Regions from separate parts of the Homo sapiens genome. Here region 1 is linked to region 2. Evidence: chromatin loops called from intact Hi-C (ENCODE). Cell type or tissue: mammary epithelial cell. All regions are shown on one strand. Links, peaks and the distances in the headings refer to the core of each region. The heading gives the core; the rest is flanking DNA.

Region 1 (17,136 bases), core at 8,946-11,445, 220 kb after region 2:
GGGCCAGATGTGGTTGCTCACACTTGTATTCCCAGCACTTTGGGAGGCCAAGGCAGGAGGATCGTTTCAGTCCAGGAGTTCGAGATCAGCCTGGGCAACATAGGGAGAGCCCATCTCTATAAAAAAAATACAAGCCGGGCGCGGTGGCTCATGCCTGTAATCCCAGCACTTTGGGAGGCCGAGGCAGGTGGATCATCTGAGGTTGGGAGTTCAAGACCAGCCTGACCAACATGGAGAAACCCTGTCTCTACTAAAAATACAAAATTAGCCAGGCATGGTTGTGTGTGCCTGTAATCCCAGCTACTCAGGAGGCTGAGGCAGGAGAATGGTGTGAACACGGGAGGCGGAGCTTGCAGTGAGCTGAGATAGTGCCACTGCACTCCAGCCTGGGCGACAGAGCGAGACTCCGTCTCAAAAAAAAAAAAAAAATGTTCACAGTCCAGAGAAAGCCTACAAATGCAAAGAATGTGGGAAGGCCTTCTTTCGTTCCTTCTACCTGATCATACATGCCAGAATGCACACGGGAGAAAAAGCCTACAGGTGTGTGGAATGTGGGAACACCTACAGTTGGCCCTCGGACCTTAGGGTTCACATGAGAACACACTCTGGGGAAAAGCGCTGTGGATGCAAACAGTGTGGAAAATCCTTCAGTTCTCCCTCCTCCTTTAAGGGACACATAAGGACTCACACTGGAGAGAAACTGTACACCTGTAGGGAATGTGGGAAAGTCTTCAGTAGTCCCTCATACTTCCGAACACAAGTGAGAATTCACATTGGAGAGAAACCCTATGTGTGTGAGCAGCGTGGGAAAGTCTTCAGTTGGTCATCATCTTTTCGAGGACATTTGAGAACTCACAGTAGAGAGAAACCCTACGAATGTAAGGAGTGTACAAAAGCCTTCGGTAGACTCTCGTCCTTACAAAGACATAAGGATTCACATTGGAGAGAAACTCTCTAAATGTATGCAGCATGGAAAAGCTTTCTGTGGTCTCCCATCCTTAAAATAACACATGAAAACTCACACTGGAGGGAAACCCTATGTTAGTAAGTAATGTGGCAAAGGTTCCGTGCGGATGACTTACTGTACTGAATAAATTCAATACCGTTAGAAAATGTTTATAAAGGTCTTAAGTCGAGCCATGGGTTTATTAGTGCCTTATGTTAAAGTAGACCTCTAGCCCATTATTTCTCATTCTTTTTGAGAGAAACAGCTGGTAAATACTCCTTTAAGTGTTTGCAAGGGGTGCTGTAACAAATCACCACAAAGTTGGTGGCCGAATGAAACATATTTATTCTCTCATAGTTCTGCAGGCTGAAAGTTTGAACTTAAAGGTTATTTATTTTCGTTTTTTTTGTTTTTTTGTTTTTTTTTTTTGAGACGGAGTCTCCCTCTGTCTCCCATGCTGGAGTGCAGTGGCGCGATCTCGGCTCACTGCAAGCTCCGCCTCCCGGGTTCACACCATTCTCCTGCCTCAGCCTCCCGAATAGCTGGGACTACAGGTGCCCACCACCATGCCCAGCTAATTTTTTTTGTATTTTTAGTAGAGACGGGGTTTCACCATGTTTTTTGAGGGTTTTAGTCTTTAGTATTAGAAAATGTATATTCAGCATTTTTTTTACTCAGTGGACACAGTATTTCATGATCCTGGCAGAAATTGCAAAATACAAGGCTGTGGCCTAGGGACACCCTCATCTGACTCATTTTTCTCTTTTACCCTTTTCTGTGTCTCCCAGCTCCTGGCTGGGAATTGGACACAAAAGTTATGAAGTAAGAAGGTAGACCTTGTTATTTGAAGATGATAAAATCTAGAGTACATCATGTGTTGTACAAGATTTCCCATGTCAACGTCGGTACTTTTTTTTTTTTTTTTGGAGGCAGAGTCTCACTCCCTAGCCCAGGCTGGAGTGCAGTGGCGTGATCTCTGCTCACCGCAAGCTCCGCTTCCCGGGTTCACGCCACTCTCCTGCCTCAGCCTTCCGAGTAGCTGGGACTACAGGCACCCGCCACCATGCCCGGCTAATTTTGTATTTTTAGTATAGACGGGGTTTCTCCATGTTGGTCTGGCTGGTCTCAAACTCCCGATCTCAGGTAATCCACCCGCCTCAGCCTCCCCAAGTGCTGGGATTACAGGCGCGAGCCCCCGTGCCCGGCCTGTCCTCATGTTCTTGACTGTACCCTGAAAGTTACAATTATGGCATCAGGAAATTGTTTCCTGATTGTAGTGTTGGGTGGTTGCATTTACCCTGTACTTTTTGTTTCTGGACAATACATATGAGAAGTATGCACTTTGTAGATATACGAAACAGATTATAGGAGTCTTCTGTCATTCAGAGCTGAATGCAGTTTCTAAATGATAAACTTGTGTTATCATAATTTTTATGTTTGCAAAAATAATCTACTTTTTTGCCAAACACAAGGTTCTGTAGGTATTTCTTAGAACAATCCTAGAACTGTTTTTATATTTGCTGTAAACTTAAAATTTTAACTATCTTTCATGTATTGAGAAGGGATATGTTAAAATATTCCAGTACAATTATGGATTGTCAAATCATGTGTATAACTGTATATTTTTAAATATGTTCTGATGCTATAGTGCATGTTCCAGAATTTTTATGTGAATTTTTAAACTCTTATAATGTTAAACATTTTTCTCATTAAAATGACTTATTCAGAAGAAGAAAAGCTCACACATTAATTATGTCAATGCTCACCAGCCCAAACCCATGAGAAACACAACTGCAGTTGAACAAAGTAGGGTCTGTTGACTTATTTCACAATGAGGTGACCACACAGCATGAGGAATGGAAATCTCAGAAGTTGCATGTTAGAAGGCTGGGAGCGCCAGGTGTGGTGGCTCACGCCTGTAATCCCAGCACTTTGGGAGGCCGAGGTGGGCACATCACGAGGTCAGGAGTTCGAGACCAGCATGGCCAACACGGTGAAACCCCGTCTCTACTAAAAATACCAAAATTAGCTGGGTGTGGTGGTGCGCGCCTGTAATCCTATCTACTCGGGAGGCTGAGGCAGGAGAATCGCTTGAACCCGGGAGGCGGAGGTTGCAGTGAGCTGAGATCGCACCACTGCACTCCAGCCTGGGTGACAGAGTGAGACTCCATCTCAAAAAAAAAAAAAAATTTGGTATTCTTTCTTCTTTTTTTTTTTTTTTTTTGAGACAGAGTCTCACTCTGTCGCCCAGGCTGGAGTGCAATGGCCTGATCTCAGCTCACTGCAACCTCCGCCTCCCGGGTTCAAGTGATTCTCCTGCCTCAGCCTCCCGAGTAGCTGGGATTACAGGCGGCTGCCACCACGCCCAGCTAATTTTTGTATTTTTAGTAGAGACGGGGTTTCACCATGTTGGTCAGGCTGGTCTCGAACTCCTGACCTCGTGATCCACCTGCTTCGGCCTCCCAAAGTGCTGGGATTACAGGCGTGAGCCACAGCGCCTGGCCTGTTTGCATAATTTTTTATTCCGTGTAATGACATGATTACACAGTACTCTTTGTGAAGCAGGTTCAGTGTGCACTGGTTAGCAACTTATCTGACTCTGGTGAGAGAGAACACCCACATACAACAAGTTACATGGAACTCGTTGAGTTACATGGAATTTCATGGGTTTATTACTTACAGATAGGCAGCAAGGGACAACAGAAGCCTACAATTCATTGTGAGCTGCTCCTCCAAGGCTCAGACAGCTGCCTGGAGCAGATGGAGTCTCAAATGGAGCAGATGGAGCCTCACTTGCACTCCATATTAGGGACCCCAAAAGGCAGCCTGCCCCAGGTGATATACCTCAGGGGCAAGAGAACATGCTGGGCTAAAGCAGAACATCCTGTTCTTGCGGGGACTAGAGCAGAACCTGAGTGTTCTAGCCAGCTCCCCGCTTATCTCGGAATGTTGCATTCCCAGTACATTCTTTCTTTTTTTTTTTTTTTTTGAGATGGAGTCTGGCTCTGTCGCCCAGGCTGGAGTGCAGTGGCGCAATCTCGGCTCACTGCAAGCTCCGCCTCCCAGGTTCATGCCATTTTCCTGCCTCAGCCTCCTGAGTAGCTGGGACTACAGGCGCCCGCCACCATGCCCGGCTAATTTTTTGTATTTTTAGTAGAGACGGGGTTTCACTGTGTTAGCCAGGATGGTCTCGATCTCCTGACCTCGTGATCCGCCCGCCTCGGCCTCCCAAAGTGCTGGGAGTACAGGCGTGAGCCACCACGCCCGGCCAATTCTGTATTTTCAGTAGAGACGTGGTTTCACTATGTTGGCCAGGCTGGTCTCGAACTCCTGACCTCAGGTGATCCGCCCACCTTGGCCTCCCAAAGTGCTGGGATTACAGGCATCAGCCGCCGTGCCCGGCTGCATTCCCAGTACATTCTAGTTATTCTTGAGAGCTACAGTCAAGAGTGGGGAAGATTGGGTCAGTCTCAGGCCACCTGGAGAACTTCCCTGCACTCTTGTTTTTGCTTTGCTCATTCTCACCCCGTGGCCCCATCTGATGTCGGGGTGGTGTAAAATCATTGCTGTTCAACAGAATCATGTGGCGTGGGACGAATGCCAGGCCAGGTCCCAGTTCTCAAGGGCTGATTTTTCCTTCCATGTAAAGAGTTGAATATTGCTTACCATATATCTGGTATGGTTTTGTTTCCTATAATTCAATGAACATATATAAATTCACTTAATCTTCCAAAACTATAATGTAGATACATTTATTGTCTCCTTTTGTGGGTAACAGACTTACAGATTACAAAGCTAGCAAGTTATAAGGTAGGATCAGGATTCAGAACAAGTCTTCGTAGGCTGGGTATAGTAGCTCACGCCTGTAATCCCAGCACTTTGGGAGGCTGAGGTGGGCGGATCACTTGAGCTCAGCAGCTCAAGTCCAGCCTGGGTAACATGGAGAAACCCCATCTCTATAAAAAATACAAAAATTAGCCATGTGCAGTGGCATGTGCCTGTAGTTCCAGCTACTTGGGAGGCTGAGGCAGGAAAGTCACTTGAGCCCGGGAGTGAGCCGAGTTTGTGCTACTGCACTCCAGCCTGGGCAACAGAGAAAGACTCTGTCTCAAAAAAAAAAAAAAAAGAAAAGAAAAAAGAAAAAGAAAAAGAAAAGAAAAGAAAAGAAAAATTCCTTCTAGCCCAAAGACCATGATTTTAACCTGATCCTACTTTTTGAGCCTCTCTTATATACCAGGCATTGTAAGCTCAAAACAAAAAATTAGGCTGAAAAGTAATCAAGACACAGCAGGCTCTCAATATAGAATAAGTCCTCGCAGTTCGAGGGCGTGTATTTTTCTGGGAAAAGAGATTTTTTTTAAAAAGTAAAGATTTTAATGTAACAAGTAGAGACTTGATATAAAAAATACGGGTCTTGGGGACCAGGCGCGGTGGCTCACGCCTGTAATCCCAGCACTTTGGGGGACTGAGGTGGGCGGTTCATGAGGTCAAGAGATCGAGATCAGCCTGGCCAACATGGTGAAACCCCGTCTCTACTAAAAATACAAAAATTAGCCGGGCCTGGTGGCAGGCACCTGTAATCCCAGCTACTGGGGAGGCTGAGGCAGGAGAATCACTTGAACCCGGGAAGTGGAGGTTGCCGTCAGCCGAGATCCTGCCACTGCACTCCAGCCTGGCGACAGACCAAGATTTCGTCCGAAAAAAAAAAAAAAATGGGTCTTGGAAGAAAATAATCCACAAGGGAGATAATCGGGAAAACAGAGGGACGTATTTTGCATTTTTTCTATGGATGGTGGGGCATTGGAGAATGAGGATGTATTTATTAATTTATATTTCCATCACTCAGTATGTGTTAAGTAAACACTATCACAGGGACTGCTCAGGGTGTTTGTAAATAGTGTGGAGTGATACCCAGTCCTGCATTCATGGAGTTAACAGAGTAATAATTTCCTACAAAATAAAACTCTCATGGTCCATCTTTATTTATTGATTGATTTTTTGAGATGAAGTCTTGCTCTGTTGCCCAGACTGGAGTACAATGGCGCAATCGTGGCTCACTGCAACCTCCGCCTCCCAGGTTCAAGTGATTCTCCTGGCTCAGCCTCTTGAGTAGCTGGGATTACAGGTGCCCGCCACCACACCCGGCTAATTTTTTGTATTTTTAATAGAGATGGGGTTTCACCGTGTTAGCTAGGATGGTCTCGATCTCCTGACCTCGTGATCTGCCTGCCACGGCCTCCCAAAGTGCTGGGATTACAGGCGTGAGCCACCATGCCTGGCCGGTCCATCTTTATTTTTGCAATGCTCAAAAGCTTTAGGTAATATGATATGTACCTATGAAGTGAAAAGGTCACCAGAGTCTCACCAGTTATTCGGGCCATCAAGTGTGGCTGTTTATAGAGTCCTTTTGAATGAATTGTAAATTGTATTAAAGAGGTGGCCTTCTCAATTTGCTGCTAGTGTAGTCTGAGAGAATCTGTAGCCTAGGAAGCCACAGAGTTGCCCCTGGTTTGTAAAAGGATGTGGTCATCTGCACGGTTTTAATCCAGCATGTGCCCTTTCCTACAAGCAGAATGATAGCTGTGCAAGTTCTTGGTGATCCGGTAGATGCAAGAAGAGCTGTGGATGGTAAGGGAGAGTCTAGGAATAATGAAGGTGAGCTGCAGACACTGTGTCATTTTGAACAGCGTCCCAATTTAGTATCAAAGGATATTTGGCATTCTCAAAAATACTTTGATACTAAATTGGGACGGTGTTCAAAATCCCAAATTTTGGAAAATTTTAATGCCCTTTTATAGGAGATGGTAGTTTTTGTTTTGTTTTGTTTTTGAGACTGAGTCTCACCCTGTCACCCAGGCTGGAGTGCAGTGGCACAATCTCGGCTCACTGCAACCTCCGGAAAGGCCAGATTTTTTTCTAATGAGGCATAATGCCCAAACAGGAGCACATGCTGCTCTTCACACTCATTATTTCCATATGCTCAATTTTCCGATACATGTCACAGCAAAGCAGAAATACAACACCTTTTTGCTGAATTAAACAGCAAGTCGGCCAGGTATGGTGGCTCACGCCTGTCATCCCAGCACTTTGGGAGGCGGAGACAGGTGGATCACATGAGGTCAGGAGTTCAAGACCAGCCTGGTCAACACGGTGAAACCCGTCTCTACTAAAAATGCAAAAATTAACTGGGCGTGGTTGCGAATGCCTGTAATCCCAGCTACTCAGGAGGCTGAAGCAGGAGAATCGCTTGAACCCGCGAGGCGGAGGTTGCAGAGAGGTTGCACCATTGCACTCCAGCCTGGGCGACAGAGCGAGGCTCCATCTCAAAAAATAAATACATATAAATAAATAATAAAAATAAACTCACCTGAACCTTTTTAGATAAGCAAAACCAATTTTTTTCCACTTCCTTGGCAACCGAACAGAGAATGGCGTGAGAAAGAAGAAATCGCGAGCCGTCATTGCTTTCTTGGAACCCAACCTGAAATTAAGAAAGGCCACCAGGGCCATGCCTCTCTCACCTCAGACACAGATTCAGAGAGAAGCGAGAAGGCACCTCTGTCCCCAAGTTCCTGGGGCCTGAGCTCTGCACACACCGTAGGTCTGAAACGTGAACTTCCCTTTGAGGGTCATCCTGGGCGGAATTCCAGTCCTTAGGTATCTGCACGTATTCCCAGGCTTGAGGCCATTTCAACCCTAAATCAGGAATTCCAAGTCTGGTTTTGTGTCTTCTGACTACGAATCTTGCCTAGAGATGCAAAGGTGTGACCGGGTGTGCTGGCTCGCGCCTGTAATCCCAGCACTTTGGCAGGCCGCGGTGGGTGGATCACCTGAGGTCAGGAGTTCGAGACCAGCCTGGCCAACATGGTGAAACCCCGTCTCTACTAAAAATACAAAAATTAGCTGGGCGTGGTGGTGCGCGTCTGTAGTCCCAGCTGCTCGGGAGGCTGAGGCAGGAGAATGGCTTGAACCTGAGAGGTGGAAGTTGCAGGGAGCCAAGATGAGGCCACGGCACTCCAGCCTGGGTGACAGAGCGAAACTCTGTCTCAAAAGAAAAAAAAAAAAAGAGGCCAGGCGCGGTGGCTCATGCCTGTAACCCCAGCACTTTGGGAGGCCGAGGCAGGCAGATCACAAGGTCAGGAGATGGAGACCATCCTGGTTAACACGATGAAACCCCGTCTCTACTAAAAATACAAAAAATTAGCGGGGCGTGGTGGCGGGCGCCTGTGGTCCCAGCTACTCGGGAGGCTGAGGCAGGAGAATGGCGTGAACCCAGGAGGCGGAGCTTGCAGTGAGCCGAGATTGCGCCACCGCACTCCAGCCTGGGTGACAGAGCGAGACTCCGTCTCAAAAAAAAAAAAAAAAAAAAAGAGAGATGCGCAGGTGTCTCATCTTAAGCGTATTCCCCTGGAGGCCTGCCATGTGGCAGTGAGGTGACCGGAAGTAGAAAACGAGGACAATCAGACCTCGAACTCACACCCCTCAGCTACAGGAACCGGCGCTGCCACCTCGTCATTTCAGCATCAATCCTGCAGGCGTCACGCTACGTCACATCCGGGAGAGGCCGCGCTGCCGACAGGTGCAACATGCGGCGGCGACGCCCCACTCTAGTCCCGAACGCTAGCCTGAGGCTCGGGACCGCACATGCGCATTCCCCACGGAGGCCACCGCCCCCTGGCTTCCTGGTAGTCCGTGGACACCAGGCGGTGTCTGTGGTCCCCTCCTTCTCGGGCACCTTGCTCGTCCACTGCTTGGGGCACCACTCGGGGAACCCGAGCGCTTTGGAAATGTGGTTCAAAAAAGGACAGCCCTTAAACGCTAGGGTCCCGCCCCTCAGATTGCTCCCAGCATGCAACGCGGCCCCTCCTCCAAAGCCGCTGTGCCCTGGAGGCAGCTGGGAGCTCCAACCGAGCATGGTGCACAGGTGCAAGCGGGTTGTGCTTCCTGTTTGGGGAGTTGTGTCGTTGGTTTTCCGGAAAGCTCGGAAGGAAGGGGCTCCACCACAATAAGGATTTGTGTATCTAAACATACCGAGCCATGCAAAAGGCACAGTTTTCCAAAGACGTTGTAGCAACTTAGCATTTTTTTAATTTTTATTTATTTTTTCTTTTTAGAGATGGGGGGGGTGGTCTCACTGTGTTGCCCAGGCTGGTCTTGAACTCCTGGGCGCAAGCGATCCTCCCGCCTCAGCCTCCCAAAATGCTGGGACTACAGGCGTGAGCCACTGTGCCAGCCACAACTTAGCATTTCTGTTGCACATATTCAGCAATAGCATTTTCCTGGATGTTTTGGGCTTTCAGTCAGTATGGTAGGGAGTAGTAGTATGTCATTTTCGCTCTAATTTGCATTTCCCTTAAGAAAAAACTGAATTATCATTTAAATATTAGCCACTTGGACAAGCTTCCTTTGTGAATGATTAATCAAATCTGTAATTTTACTTCTCTATTGTGCTGCCTGCCTTCTTAGTAATTTATAGGAGCGTTTAGACTCTGTATGCAAGCCCTTTGCCAGATCTGTGTATCGCACGTTTCTTCTTCCATTCTATAAACTCTCTTTTCACTCTGCTATGGTGCCTTTTGTTTTGTAGCTTCTAATATCTGTTCATTCTATTTTATGGTGTTTTTGTGTTTTCAGAAATGTTTGCTTATTCCAATTCATGATCTCTTATGTTTTCACATTTATCTTCGGTGATAAATCTGGAAACAATTTTCATTTATGGCATGATGTAGAGGTATAGATACATTTTATGTTTGTGTAAAGTTCCTGGCTAAGGGGCAGAGGCAAGGACATGACCAAGCAGACACATATTGGCTGGAAATGCTCTCAGAGAAAGCGGGAGAAGCTCAGCTCAGATCCACGTGGAGATGTACTGAAGAGTTCCGGTAGATGGCGGGTGGTACCAAAGCAGAAAAAATGGTTGTAACCATCAATAAGGCCACGCAGCACTAAATGCCAGCCTACACTGACAGCCACTTGGCAAGACACAAGGTCCAACAGTAGAGGACTTTACAAAGGTTCCTGGGCCCCACGTGTGTGTAGAATGGGTGGGCTGCTTCAGCCATAGCCTTGGTCTGAGCAGCTTCCTAAATACTACAGCCATTGGCTTCGCTTGCTTGAGCTGGTTTAACCCTCTTTTATTAATTCTGACCGATGCTCTCTGCTACCATCTAGTGATAACTAATGAAAACGCAGACTACTTAAAACCTTAAAACAACTGATGTCAGGCTATTTACAAGACTGCAGAGGACAATGACTTGTGCATTTTAGAGCTCAAGCCAGAATAACCTTGCTCTTTTGTGATGGGTTTGACTTTCTTTCATATTGGATTAAATCTAGACTTACTGATGGTGCAGTAAAAATTGACACTTGTGTGCACAAAAAGAGAAAAATGACACCGTCCTGTTTTATGTGTGAACATTGTTACTTGCCGTAAAGTTCCCCATGGTTCCCGAGATAAAAAGACATCGTGAAAGGCCCTATAAAAACGAATGCGAAAAAACCACCCCAATTTGTGCCCGTGTGGAACTGGAGAATGGCAAAGATGAGCTGCCTCTGCCCAGTCCTGGATAAATATCAGGTTCCTCAGCAAAATAAATGTGGTTGTTGTGATCTAAATTTTAGGGGGGCGGGGGCAGGCGCGGTGGCTCACACCTGTAATCCCAGCACTTTGGGAGACCGAGAAGGGCGGATCACCTGAGGTCAGGAGTTTGAGACCAGCCTGACCAACCTGGAGAAACCGCGTCTCTCCTAAAAATACAAAATTAGCCAGGCGTGGTGGCACATATCTCTAATCCCAGCTACTCGGGAGGCTGAGGCGGGAGAATCGCTTGAACCCGGGAGGCAGAGGTTGCGGTGAGCCGAGATCGCACCATTGCACTCCAGCCTGGACAATAAGAGCAAACCTCCGTCTCAAAAAATAAAAAATAAATAAATAATTTTGGGGGCGGCATTATGCAGCCATAGAAAGTCAGAACACTGGCATTATGTGACATGTCCTTCCATCCACACCAGGTGACCCTACTAATGTATGAAGTCTTTGAATTTGGCTCTAATTTTGAGATAGTTGTATTTTTAATCACTTTAAGGAATTATTTTCCTAAACAAGTATTTTTACGCTTGATCTTACCCAAAAGGCCGAGAAGCGATCTAAACAAGTATTTCTAAACAGAAATAGAAATTTACTTATGTACAAATACACCCTTACCTCCCTGAGGATATTTCTCATCTCCTTGGTGAATTATATGAACGTATTTGGATTTTCCAATATGGAAACATTTAAGTTCCTGGAATAAGTCCCACTCCTTTATAAATATATGAACAGTTGGGCACCCTATTGTCCCATTAGGATTCATGATTCTTCATTCAAATGTGAGATTACTTTATTCATATATATATATATATATATATATTTTTTTTTTTTTTTTGAGATGGAGTCTTGCTCTGTCGCCCAGGCTGGAGTGCAGTGGCGCGATCTCGGCTCACTGCAAGCTCCGCCTCCCGGGTTCAAGCGATTCTCCTGCATTAGCCTCCCGAGTACATGGGACTACAGGCATGCGTCACCACGCCCGGCTAATTTTTGTACTTTTAGCAGAGACAGGAATTCGCCATGTTGGCCAGGCTGGCCTCTAAGTCCTGACCTCAAGTGATCCGCCCGCCTTGTCCTCCCAAAGTGGTGGGATTACAGGCGTGAGCCACTGTGCCCGGCCTGGACGCTTCTGAAGCTCTAACTTCACGTCTCTTGGCCACAGGCAGGTGTTTTCCACGACCAAGTTGCTAACTGGAAGCGTAAGCGACAGCGTGAGGGGCGGGACTAGAAGGAAAGCTCCTCAGCACTTCCGGTTCTGGTTCTGAACTTAGCGTGTGTTCCAGATCTCCAAAGATATGCAGGTTCAACTTGCAGGCCCAGGCGGGCGAATCACCTGAGGTCAGGAGTTCGAGACCAGCCTGACCAACATGGAGAAACCCAGTCTCTACTAAAAATACAGAATTAGCCGGGCAGGGTCGTGCATGCCTGTAATCCCAGCTACCCGGGAGGCTGAGGCAGGAGAATCGCTTGAATCCGGGAGGCGGAGGTTGCAGTGAGCTGAGATCGCGCCATTTCACTCCAGCCTGGGCAACAAGAGCAAAACTCCGTCTCAAAACAAAAACAAAACTGGGTTTGACCCTGATATGTCAGGGAGCTAGAACTGAGCTGCAAATGGCCTCAGGATAGAACCTTGGAAGACGTGATTCAAATGCCCAAGGATAAGACACTCCTTCCCTCCACCCAAGGATCCCCTTTGGAACTCTGTAGAATTCCTTTTAGGTTCCAAACCACAGCATTCTCAGAGTTCTGACCCCAGGAACTTGGTGTGAACTTAGAGGGGCATTGCTGGTGCCCTGTGGCTTCCCTCAGGTTAAGTGGCTGCGGTGAGGGCAGCTATGACCCTGGCAAGTGCTTCCTAACTTTATAATGGGTTCCAAAAAAGTCTTGATGGGTCACGAGTCTTTGAGAAGTGGAAACTACTATTGTTGCAAACTAAACATCAAAGATTGGATGAGTTTTAATTTTTTCTTAGTTCATCAATGAGACTTTGCTTATTTTGTTTTCCGTTATTTAAAATTAGTAAACTTTACAATTTAAATGGAGCTGGGTTTTCACAAATGCATACTTGTACCACCATAATCAAGATACAAAACACTCTGTCACCCCTAAAAGCCTCCTTCTGCCCTTTTGGAGACAAACTGTCCTGTGACCCTTAATGCCTCATCTGGTTCTAAATTCCTATACTCTTGCTCTATCCAGAATGTCATATAAATGGATGCTTTTGAATACTCTGGTTAAAAACTAACGCTGGCCGGGCACGGTGGCTCACGCCTGTAATCCCAACATTTTCGGAGGCCGAGGTGGGTGGATCACCTGAGGTCAGGAGTTCGAGACCAGCCTGGCCTACATGGTGAAACCCTGTCTGTACTAAAAATACAAAATTAGCTGGGTGTGGTGGCATGCGCCTGTAACCCCAGCTACTTGGGAGGCTGAGGCAGGAGAATCACTTGAACCTGGGAGTTGGAGGTTGCAGTGAGCTGAGATCACGCCATTGCACCCCAGCCTGGGCAACAAGAGCAAAACTCCATCTCAAAACAAACAAACAACAACAACAACAAAACACCTAATGCCATACTTGGCAAACTGTGTAATTTTATTTTTTATCCAGAAGAAGATGACTTGTCTTGAAATATAAAAATTCGAACAGTGCCCAATACAGGTGGTAAGACACATCAGGCTTTCACTATGGAGACATTCCATTACTATTTTGGGATATGTAAGGTTAACCATGAGTCTGCTGCTTGTGATTAACTTGTCATTTTGAGGCAGGAGAATAGGGAATTAGGATAACCAGTTAAGGCATAAGCAAAGGAACAGCAGGTGCAGCCACTTCTAGGCAAGATTAGGCAGAAACAGGCCACATCCTCACTGCTGTGATAACAAGATAGAAGTCTCCACTTCAGACTCTGATTTGACAGGGCCAAGTCTCCACCTCAGCCTCTGATTGGCCATGGCCAAGTCTTCACTTCAGCCTCTGATTGGTTGCAGGCGAATCCTTCATAGGGGGTAACCAATTGGAGTTCTCTAAAGGGCACCTAGGGGTGTTACAAAATTCTTGTAGCCTTATAAAAACCCTAAAGAACATTGCAATCAGGGCTCTTGAGCTGCCCGCTAGGGCCGGCTCCCGCTCCGTGGAGTGTACTTTCATTTAAATAAATCTGCGCTGTCATTGCTTTGTGTGTTTTGTTCAATTCTTTGTTCAATGCGTCAAGAACCTGGACATCTCACAGTCAGCACTTTCCATCTGGTACCAATTTGTACAATGAGAGGAATGTAGGGAAGGAGTGATCAAATAAGCTAACTGTGATTGTGAAATGACACGAAGTCTTTGCAGTGCTATCAAGACTATTTTTTTTTTGAGGTGGAGTTTCGCTTTTGTTGCCCAGGCTGGAGTGCAGTGACGCCATCTCGGCTCGCTGCAACCTCCGCCTCCCGGGTTCAAGCAATTCTCCTGCCTCAACCTCCCAAGTAGCTGGGATTACAGGCACGCACCACCATGCCCAGCTAATTTTTGTATTTTTAGTAGAGACAGCGTTTCTCCATGTTGGTCAGGCTGGTCTCGAACTCCCGACCTCCGGTGATCTGCCCACCTCAGCCTCCCAAAGTGCTGGGATTACAGGCGTGAGCCACTGCGCCCGGCCCGCTATCAAGACTATTAACATTGAAAATGGACACAGACTGGATTTCATTTGCCTTTAATTAAACACAAAGCTGTTACATATTTTTCTCTTCTAATAGCTGCTGGAAGTCTAAGCATATGGAAACGATACCTATGAAAATCAAATGGACATTTTGGGCTTTGTGGATCATTAAAGGTTTACACTTAAAAATTATTTTTTAATTAAAAAAATAAAAATTAATTAAAGGATGACAAATACATTGGGATGTTACTCAAAATGATAATCCTGTCTGCAGCTCACTTCAGTTATTCCTTGACTAGTTCTCTCACCGTCCATAGATTTTATCCTCACCAGGAAATCATGGCACACTTGCCTAGATATCACTGTGCACATGGGAAAACACTCGCAACGGGCTACAACTGTGCAGATGACCATAACTCTTCCTCACCCTGTGAGGAACTCTAGTTTTCTGCAGAACACAATTTTTCCATCAGTGTGTAGGGGCAGCAAAGTGACAATGCCAAATATATAAGGCAATTTAAAATTATTTCACAAAGGTATTAAAAACAAACACCCACATTGTGGTTCAAATCCAGATGAAGTACCTGGTCCCAGATGCCAATGTCCAAACTCATAAAAACATATGACATGGGCCTGGTGCGGTGGCTCACGCCTGTAATCCCAGCTCTGCGGGAGGCCAAGGCGGGCAGATCACGAGGTGAAGAGATCGAGACCATCCTGGCCAACAAGGTGAAACCCCACCTGTACTAAAAATACAAAAAATTAGCTGGGCGTGGCGGGGCACGCCTGTATTCCCAGCCACTTGGGAGGGTGAGGCAGGAGAATCGCTTGAACCTGGGAGGTGGAGGTTGCAGTGAGCTGAGATCGCACCACTGCACTCCAGCCTGGCAACAGAGCAAAACTCCGTCACACACATTCACACACACACACACACACACACACACACACACACTATATATATATATATATAAAATGTATACATCATGCCCTAAAATTTTTAATATTTGCAGAAATGAGGCTGAACCATAAATATACCTTTTGTCTCTTTTTTTTTTTGAGACAGAGTCCCACTCAGTCGCCCAGGCTGGAGTGTAGTGGTTCGATCTCTGCTCACTGCAAGTTCCGCCTCCTGGGTTCACGCCATTCTCCTGCCTCAGCCTCCCGAGTAGCTGGGACTACAGGCACCTGCCACCACGCCCAGCTAATTTTTTGTATTTTTTACTAGAGACAGGGTTTCACCGGGTTAGCCAGGATGGTCTTGATCTCCTGACCTCGTGATCCACCCGCCTCAGCCTCCCAAAGTGCTGGGATTACAGGCGTGAGCCACCGCGCCCGGCCAGGGAAATAATTATTGTTTCTTTTTTTCTTTTTAATTTGACACACGGTCTCATTCTGTCACCCTGGCTGGAGTACAGTGGCAAGATAACTCATTGCAGCCTGGACCTCTTGGTCTCAAGCCATCCTCCACCCTCAGCCTCCTGAGTAGCTGGCTCTACAAGTGCACATCACCATGCCTAGATACTTTTAAAAATTTCTTTTTATAGAGACTGTGTCTCACTATGTGCCCAGACTGGCCTTGAACTCCTGTGCTCAAGTGATCCTCCTGCCTCAGCCTCCCGAAGCTTTGGAATTACAAGTGTGAGCCACTGCCCCTGGTCCTGCCGTTATTTCTGTATTACTGCTCACTATTTCCTAACTCATGAGCAGTTCTTGAAATAGTATTAAAAAAAAAGAAATAGTATTTAAGACATATTACATGGTGGAACTATAAATGAATTCATGATGAGATTGTCACTTACTGAAGCCCGATCCTTTATTCTGCATTCCCTATTATCTACCTTGTCAAGTTTGATACTATACTTTATTCTGCCTTGATATTATCCAAAAAAAAAATTTTTTTTTTTTTGAGATGGAGTCTTACTCTTGTCGCCCAGGCTGGAGTGCAGTGGCGCAATCTTGGCTCACTGCAACCTCTGCCTCCCGGGTTCAAGCGATTCTCCTGCCTCAGCCTCCCAAGTAGCTGGGATTACAGGCGCCTGCCACCACGCCTGGCCAATTTTTTGTATTTTTAGTAGAGACAAGGTTTCACCATGTTCACCATGTTGGCCAGCGTGGTCTCGAACTCCTCACATCAGGTGATCCACCCGCCTCGGTGGGTCCTGGGATTACAGGCGTGAGCCATTGCTACTGGGCTCCAATAAAGTTTAAACTTGTTTTATTAGTTATCTTTTTATGTCTTTTGCTAGACTTATTTAATACTTAAATTTATAAAACCGTTACGTAAGTTTTTGTCATTATGAATAAACAAGAATTTATTAGGCTGGGCGCGGTGGCTCACGCCTGTAACCCCAGCACTTTGGGAGGCCGAGGTGGGCAGATCACAAGGTCAGGAGATCGAGACCAGCCTGGCCAGCATAGTGAAACCCCGTCTCTACTAAAAATACAAAAATTAGCCGGGTGTGGTGGCGGGTGCCTGTAATCCCAGCTCTTCAGGAGGCTGAGGTAGGAGAATCACTTGAACCTTGGCGGGGGGGTTGCAGTGAGCCAAGATCACGGCACTGCACTCCAGCCTGGGTAACAGAGCGAGAATCTGTCTCAAAAAAAAAAAAAAGAATTTCTTAGACAAAATTATAACAGTATAGGAAACAAATGTACTAGAAAGAAAATGTCTAAATCTGAATGCATCTGGTAATATTAATTCAGAAGTATAATTCTTTTTTTTGAGACGGAGTCTCGCTCTGTCACCCAGGCTGGAGTGCAGTGTCGCAATCTTGGCAAGCTCCGCCTCCCAGGTTCAAGCCATTCTCCTTCCTCAGCCTCCCGAGTAGCTGGGACTACAGGCACCTACCAGCACACCCCACTAATATTTTGTATTTTTAGTAGAGATGGGGTTTCACCGTGTTAGCCAGGATGGTCTCGATCTCTTGACCTCATGATCTGCCCGCCTTGGCCTCCCCAAAGTG
Region 2 (6,760 bases), core at 2,392-4,891:
CGCCGGCTTCTCTCTTTCGTCCGAAAAATGCTTATCAAACATCATCAAGAGCAGATACCACACCCGGTGCTAAGGACGGCGTGTGGCCCCCGAGCTGCCGCACTCAACAGTTTACATGGTGCCCCAACACGAGCCGCCTCCCCCTCACGGAACCCTGGGCGGCGGGTGGCATCAGGCCCCAGCTTGCTGCCCTGTCACAAAGGAAGGCCAACCGCACAGACACGTGCTTGCACACACATGTGAACACCCTTTGGGGCAGACACTGTGGGGGGGCCATCCTTTCCCCTCCTGATGCTCTGTGTCCCCGTCCCCGGGGCGCACAGGCCGACATGACCAGCCACAGTTTGGCTGAGGGACTGGGGAGGGGACATACTGGGTGGGACCCAGATGGGAAAGAAGGGAGCCTTGCCCTGGGCTCTGGGAGCCACGGGGCCCTCCCAGGCCCCCCAGAGTGGAGACTCAGCCCTTGCTTGTCCCCTCTGAGCAACGCTCCCTGCCCCGGACTCCGACTTCAGCCCTCCCCTTGCCCTGCCCCCAGCCTCTCAATCTGGGCTGGGATAAGCACACCTAGGGGGACTTGGAAAAAGAGACACAAACCCCAAAAATCCCACTCCCTGGAAACTTCCAGATTAGACAGCAGCAATCTGCTTCTGCAGAGAGCCAGAGAGCACACCCAGCCTTCCCGACCACACGGACTGTCTCCAGCACTCGGCTCTGCTGCTGCTGCTGAAGCACCATGGGCAACATGGCAGAAATGGGTATGTGCCAATAAAACTTTATCGACAAAATCAGTCTGCAGTTTGCAGATGCGTGTTTCAGAAGCTGATGGAGATCTAAGCCCAAATATGAATATGGACTCTCAGAGAGGGCCACAGCTGGAAGAGATCACAGCGGGAGACAGGGCAAGTGGCAAACCAAGATCTAAGGGCAAGAGCCCTACCCCTGAAAGCAGGGCTACGAAAGCGGGATCAATGGCCCCTCAGCTGAAAGGCCCCAGGGAGGCCACTGGCAGGAGCCACGGCTGCACGGCTGCTGGGCCTGCCCCATAGGGCGGCCACTGGGGCAAACTCTCTGGACGCTTCTCAGAGGGCAAAGCCAGAGTCACCCTGGGACCCAGCAATTCTGCTCCCAGGCGTAGCATGCAACTGAGGGAAGGGAACACATCATCCACATAAACACACGTCCACAGACGGTCACGGCAGCTCCGTTCCCAACAGCCCACACATGAAGGCACTCAAATGTCCTCCAGGGGATAAATGGGCAAATACGCGGTCCCTCCATGCACTGGAACATGACTCAGCCATGAACAGGGACGAGGCTCTGACACAGGCCACTGTGTGGATGCACCTTGAGGACGTCACACTCAGTGAGAGACGCCGGACACAAAAGGCCACATGGCGTGCAATCCCATTTCTATGAAATGTTCAGGACAGACCGATCCACAGAGGCAGGAAGGGGATGTGTGGGTGCCGGGGCTGGAGGAGGGGGTGGGAGTGACGGCCGATGGGGAAGGGGCTTCCTTTGAGAAAATGAAATCTGGAATCCGACAGCGGTGATGGCTGCACGACTATGCAAACATATCGAAAACCACCAAATTATACACTTTAAGCAAGTGAAGTGCATAGAATGTGAATTATAACTCAATAAAGCTGTGATTTAAAAACAGGGCATCAAATGACCTCTACTTTATCAAAAAAAAAAGAAAAAAAACCAGGGCGGAGGCCAGGCATGGTGGCTCATACCTGTAATCCCAGCACTTTGGGAGGCCAAAGCGGGAGGACTGCTTGAGCCCAGGAGTTCAAGACCAGCCTGGGCAACATGGTGAAATTCCATCTCTACAAAAAATACAAAAATTAGCTAGGCGTGGTGATGCACCTGCAGTCCCAGCTACCCGGGAGGCTGTGGTGGGATCACCTGAGCCCAGAAGGTCCAGGCTGTGATGAGCCTTGACCATTCCACTGCACTCCAGCCTGGGCGACAGAGCGAGACCCTGTTTTCAAAACAAAACAAAACAAAACAAAACAAAAAAACAGTGTGAGAAGGTGAGAAGTACAGCCCCATGGGTGAGTGTCAGGGCCGAAACGAGGTGCCTGGTAGGCTGCTCAGCCTGGGGAAGGGGCCGGAACCAGGAGCTCACGCTGCTTACTCCCAAGGCGACCTGGGCGAGTGGCTCACCTCACAGGGCCTCAGCTTCCCCAGGGCCTCAGCTTCCCCACCCACAGGATGTGGGCGCCCACAGCTACTTGGGAGGGAGGCTGTGGGGCTTGGCCACGCAATGCCCATCACAACTCTCCAGTTGGCCCCCAGGAAGTCAGCGGTTGCTGTTTCCATGTCCATGACAGGAACGGATGGATGACCAGGGGTAGCCTGGGCCGGCCGGGACCCCCGGCATGGCCCCACCCTGGCAGCGCGGCCACCATGCTCACCACCAAGCCCACAGCTGCCCAGGCGCTCCCCTCCCCAGGCGCCCGCGGGCTCACCTTGTTCTGCTCGTACTTGTAGAGGATCTTGAGCGTCTCCATGGCCCGGATCATGGCCTGCATGGCGGTGAAGATGTTCTGGTAGACGAGCTTGGTGAAGCCGCGCTTGTCCTCCTCCGAGTAGCCGGCGCCGTGGATGATGCGCATCTGCTTGATGAACGTGCTCTTCCCGCTCTCGCCCGTGCCTGGGGGACGGGGCACGTGAGGGCGGGCGGCAGCCGGGGCCTGACTCTCGTGCTGCTGCCCCCTCTTACCCAGACCCTGCCGTGCTGCAGCACCCAGCACAGGAAACCAAGGCACGTGAGGCTGACCGTCTCTCCACCAGACGCCACGGCCTCCTGACTCCTCGGAAAGAGTTTACAAAGCGCCCTTCCCATCTTCCACCAAGCCAGGGTCTTACTGGAACCACCCCTTTTCCAGAAGTTCTGCAAGGACACACTTTCCTGGGGGCCAATTGTTGGTATTTACGTCAAAGACCACACGGTCTCAGGCCAAATCAAGTCGCACGGCACCGGCCCCGCAGCTGGGACTGTGCAGCTCCACCACGGTCACGCCAGTTCATGACCAATGCTCACCAGAGGGACAGCACACAGACGTGGCGGCGGTGCCCTGACAGACGGACTCACCCCAACGGCATCTCTGCACAGACCACCCCAAGGGCTGGGCGCCCCCTTCCCCAGAGCTTTGCTCAGCGGCCACGGCCACACTGCCCCCTGCGCACCAAGCACCCACGAGGCTCTCCCCTCTCCCTCTTGGTGCTGTGGCGGGGTCAGCCAGGACCGTTGTGCCTGCCACAGGTGGCCCTGAGCACATCCCTGAACCCCTTTACGTCTCCACGCCTGCCACGACCTTGCTAATACCCACAATGCTTCCAGAGACGAGTACGCTACCACCCCATCTCAGAGATGGGCACACTGATGGTCCCAGGGCCCCAGAGGATGAAAAGGATTAGCAAGTCAGCCTGGAAAAACTATCGGGAAGGGGGCCCATGTGGCCAGCTGTCGCTCCACCCCAGCCTCCAGATGAGCCCCCCACACATTCTGGGTGACATGGGGGTCCTCACTCCAGCCCCTCTCCTGCCTCTGCCTCTCACCTGGTCACCTCCTGGGCAGAGACTCCGTCTCCCCACTTTTCTTCACCCTCACACGCTGGGATGCCAATGCTGGGTTTTCCAGTGTGTCCACAAATCTCTGATGCTCATCCCTTCCATACTGGAACCTAATTCCCCTCCCCTTGAGCATGGGCTACACTTAGTGACCTGCTTCTAGCAAACAGAATGTGATGGAAGTGACAGTGTGCCATCTCCAAGGCCAGTTCACAAAAGGCACAGGCCTTCCTCCTTGCCCTCAGTCTCGGGTCAGGGGCTCTGGGGTAGGCAGCCGCCACGCTGTGAGGACCCTCAAGCAGCTTCACGGAGAGGCCCACGTGGTGAGGAACTGAGGCCTCCCACCAACAGCCACTAGAGGGAGCCAACTTGTGAGTGGCTCCTCCAGCTCCAGTCCAGCCTTCAAATGATGTGGCCCCTGCTTGGCTGGTATCCTGACTACAACTTCTGAGAGACCCCAAGCCAGGATCACTCAACAAAGTGCTCCCACATTCCCAACCCTCAGAAACTATCTGAAATAAGTTTTGTTAATTTAAGTTGCGAAGTTTTGGGGTGACCCCATTACACAGCAATAGTTAACTTCTAATTTCTAAAAAGAGACTGCCTCAACTCTCTACTCAGGTATTAACCTTGCTCAGGCCCCCGGTGCCCTAGAGACTCAAGCGTCACCGCCCCCTCCCAGCATGCCCCCAGCCCACTTCTCCAGGCTCGCCTTCACCACCCTGTGTCTCTGAATCTTCCGGCACCTCCCCACTTCCACACACGTCCTACGCTGTTGCCCTCTGCCCACAGTGCTGTTCCAATCACAGCTGCCTAAAGGCTGCCTGGTGCTGGGACCCAGCTCACTTCCTCTCACAGCCTCTGCTCTAGAAAGCCCCCAAGCCCCAACACAACTCTCCCTCCGGTACTTTCTGGAACCTTCCTTGCTGCCCATGGTAGATATCTTTGCACAGGTGCCTGTCGCAGGACCCCTCACCTGGCAGCTCCTAGAGATGAGACAGGCTGCATGTGTCCCACGGTGGCCACAGTGCTGCCTTCGGGAGGCCCTCGACAAAGCCCAGGAACTGCCCACAGCACCTGAGCTCCCTGTGGGGGGTCTCGCAAAACACCCAACACATCCCGAGTGGGGAGCCCCGGTGGCAGCTGCCTCTCCCCAGTACTTTTCTCAAACACCCTGAGTCCTTTTCAGAAGAAAGAAAATTGATTTTGATTGTCTCAGGTAGTAATCCACCTCTCAGCCCTCACCTCATCCACAAAAGGTCAAACCCACCCAAGTTCCAGGACAGGAGGAGTGAGGGTGAGTGTGAAGGTGAAAACACCTTCTCCCCAGAGGGACCCCCACACGCCCTTCCCTCACCGCGCCCTGAAGAGAAGGGCGGTGGCATGGAGGGGATGCAATCTGAGGCCAGGGATCCTCGGCCTCAGCTCTACTGACCGGTGCTGAACCCTGGGCCCTGAGGGGTGCTCAGCAGCAACCCTGGCCCCCACCCACTCCATCTCAGGAGCACCCCCCCGAATTGTGACCACCACAGATGTCCCCAGACAGTGCCAGTGTCCCATGGGTCAAGACTGCCCCCAGATGAGACTCTATGTCTAACAAAATGCTATTACAAAAGATGGCTGCTCCGTGTTTGTTTGGAAGGGTGTTTCACCTGGAAACAGCAAACACTCACACACACTGAAAGCCACACCTGACACGAGACCAGCACACACTGCAAGCCTGCACCCCAGCACAGGCCCCATGCTGCAGGCAGGAGGCGAGGAGGGCCCTGCACTCGGGTCAGAAGGCGCCGCCCCTTGGTAACTTTGCACCCAAGACACAAGGTCCCTCAGGCCATAAACATCTCAACTATGAAACAGAAAAGCAAGCCTCAGCTCTCAGCGAGGATGCCGGGAAGACCAAGACGGCCGAGAAGGAGTCTGAAACGCCACAGGTCACTGCCCAGATGAGAACTGGCTCGGTACTACTGTTTGGGGTTGTGTTTTGTTTTTTCAGATGGAGTCTTGCTCTGTTGCCCAGGCTGGAGTGCAGTGGCGCAATCTTGGCTCACTGCAAGCTCCGCCTCCCGGGCCCAAGTGTTTCTCCTGCCTCAGCCTCCCAAGTAGCTAGGACTACAGGCATGCGCCACCACGCCTGGCTAATTTTGTATTTTTAGTAGAGATGGTGTTTCTCCATGTTGGTTAGGCTGGTGTCAAATTCCTCACCTCAGGTGATCTACCTGCCTCAGCTTCCCAAAGCGCTGGGATTACAGGCGTGAGCCACCGCGCCCGGCCTGTTTTGCGTTTTGTAAGGAAGGCAAAAATGACAACCACAGCCCTGGCTCGCCAAGGACCCCCATGGAGCTCTGCAGAGGCAATATGGATACACTGATGGGGGAGGGAGGTGGCTCACACCTATGCACCCAGGCATGCACACATACATATGCATTAACGTGCATATATGCACACAATGCACACGTGCACACCCACACATACATGTATGCATGCATGTACATCAGCACACACGTGCATGGTGCACGCACACATGCATGTACATGTACACACACATGCAGCCCGTACACAGCTGGGTGGCTGGCATGTTAACCCATGTGCACCACTCCCGCTGGGTGAAGCCACTCGTGTCTCCCACATAACCCACCAAAGCCAGGAGAGGTTGCAGAGGGAGGCAGGAGCCCAGCAGGAGTTCTGGGCCACCGGAAGCCAAGCCAGGCCCAGGTGGCCCCGGGCCTCTGGTGGCCCTGAGGTGCTGGCCACTGTTAAGCCCTGCCGTACAGAGGCCAAGGGCGAGGCTCTGGACAGCACTCAAGCCAGGCAACGTGACTACATTTGGGTTTTCAAGATGCTTTGGTCCCAGCCTGCTTTTCAAATCGCCCTGTCTCCCCGCGCCAACTCAGCTGCTGCCGCCTCCCGTCACACAGCGTCTTGGAGCTGGGACGCAGGGGTCCACACACAGTGGACCCAATGTCTGAATGCCTGGGTCCTGCCTGAGACCTCACACCCCGCGGCTGGGGCTCAACATCCAGGGCCCTGGTCAGCAGAGACTCGCTCCCACCCGACCGGCAGCCATGTGGCCCCAAAGCCACAGCCCCAACTCGGGCCTCAGCCCACATGGCTCCACCCTGACCCAGCCTGCCCCACCTGCAGCCACACTCCACCTGAAAGACATCTGAGCTGG

Evidence for each region. A loop is a pair of places that touch in the nucleus more often than their neighbours do. Peaks named below come from ENCODE experiments on the same cell type or tissue, not always from the same donor. Only the 100,000 strongest peaks of a DNase experiment are listed, where the experiment ranks them.
Region 1: it touches region 2 in a loop (3-fold over the local background); 5 of 110 quality-filtered maps call a loop at or near these places.

What each region holds. Positions count from the first base shown.
Region 1 is chr19:2,880,521-2,897,656 of GRCh38, reverse strand. ZNF556 (zinc finger protein 556) reads right to left here. Exons shown (of 4, transcript NM_024967.3): 4 at 14,212-17,136. It also overlaps the pseudogene LOC100419704. Among named protein-coding and RNA genes, the nearest start is that of ZNF57, 12 kb to the left of the region's middle. RefSeq lists a silencer at 9,895-10,072. In mammary epithelial cell, for the core only: a CTCF peak has its summit at 10,130 (motif pointing left); a DNase peak (open chromatin) is centred at 10,066; H3K4me3 peaks cover 207 bases.
Region 2 is chr19:3,106,054-3,112,813 of GRCh38, reverse strand. GNA11 (G protein subunit alpha 11) reads right to left here. Exons shown (of 7, transcript NM_002067.5): 2 at 2,481-2,665. Among named protein-coding and RNA genes, the nearest start is that of GNA11, 15 kb to the right of the region's middle. RefSeq lists an enhancer at 4,438-4,939. In mammary epithelial cell, for the core only: a CTCF peak has its summit at 3,947 (motif pointing right); no DNase peak of the experiment used is centred there.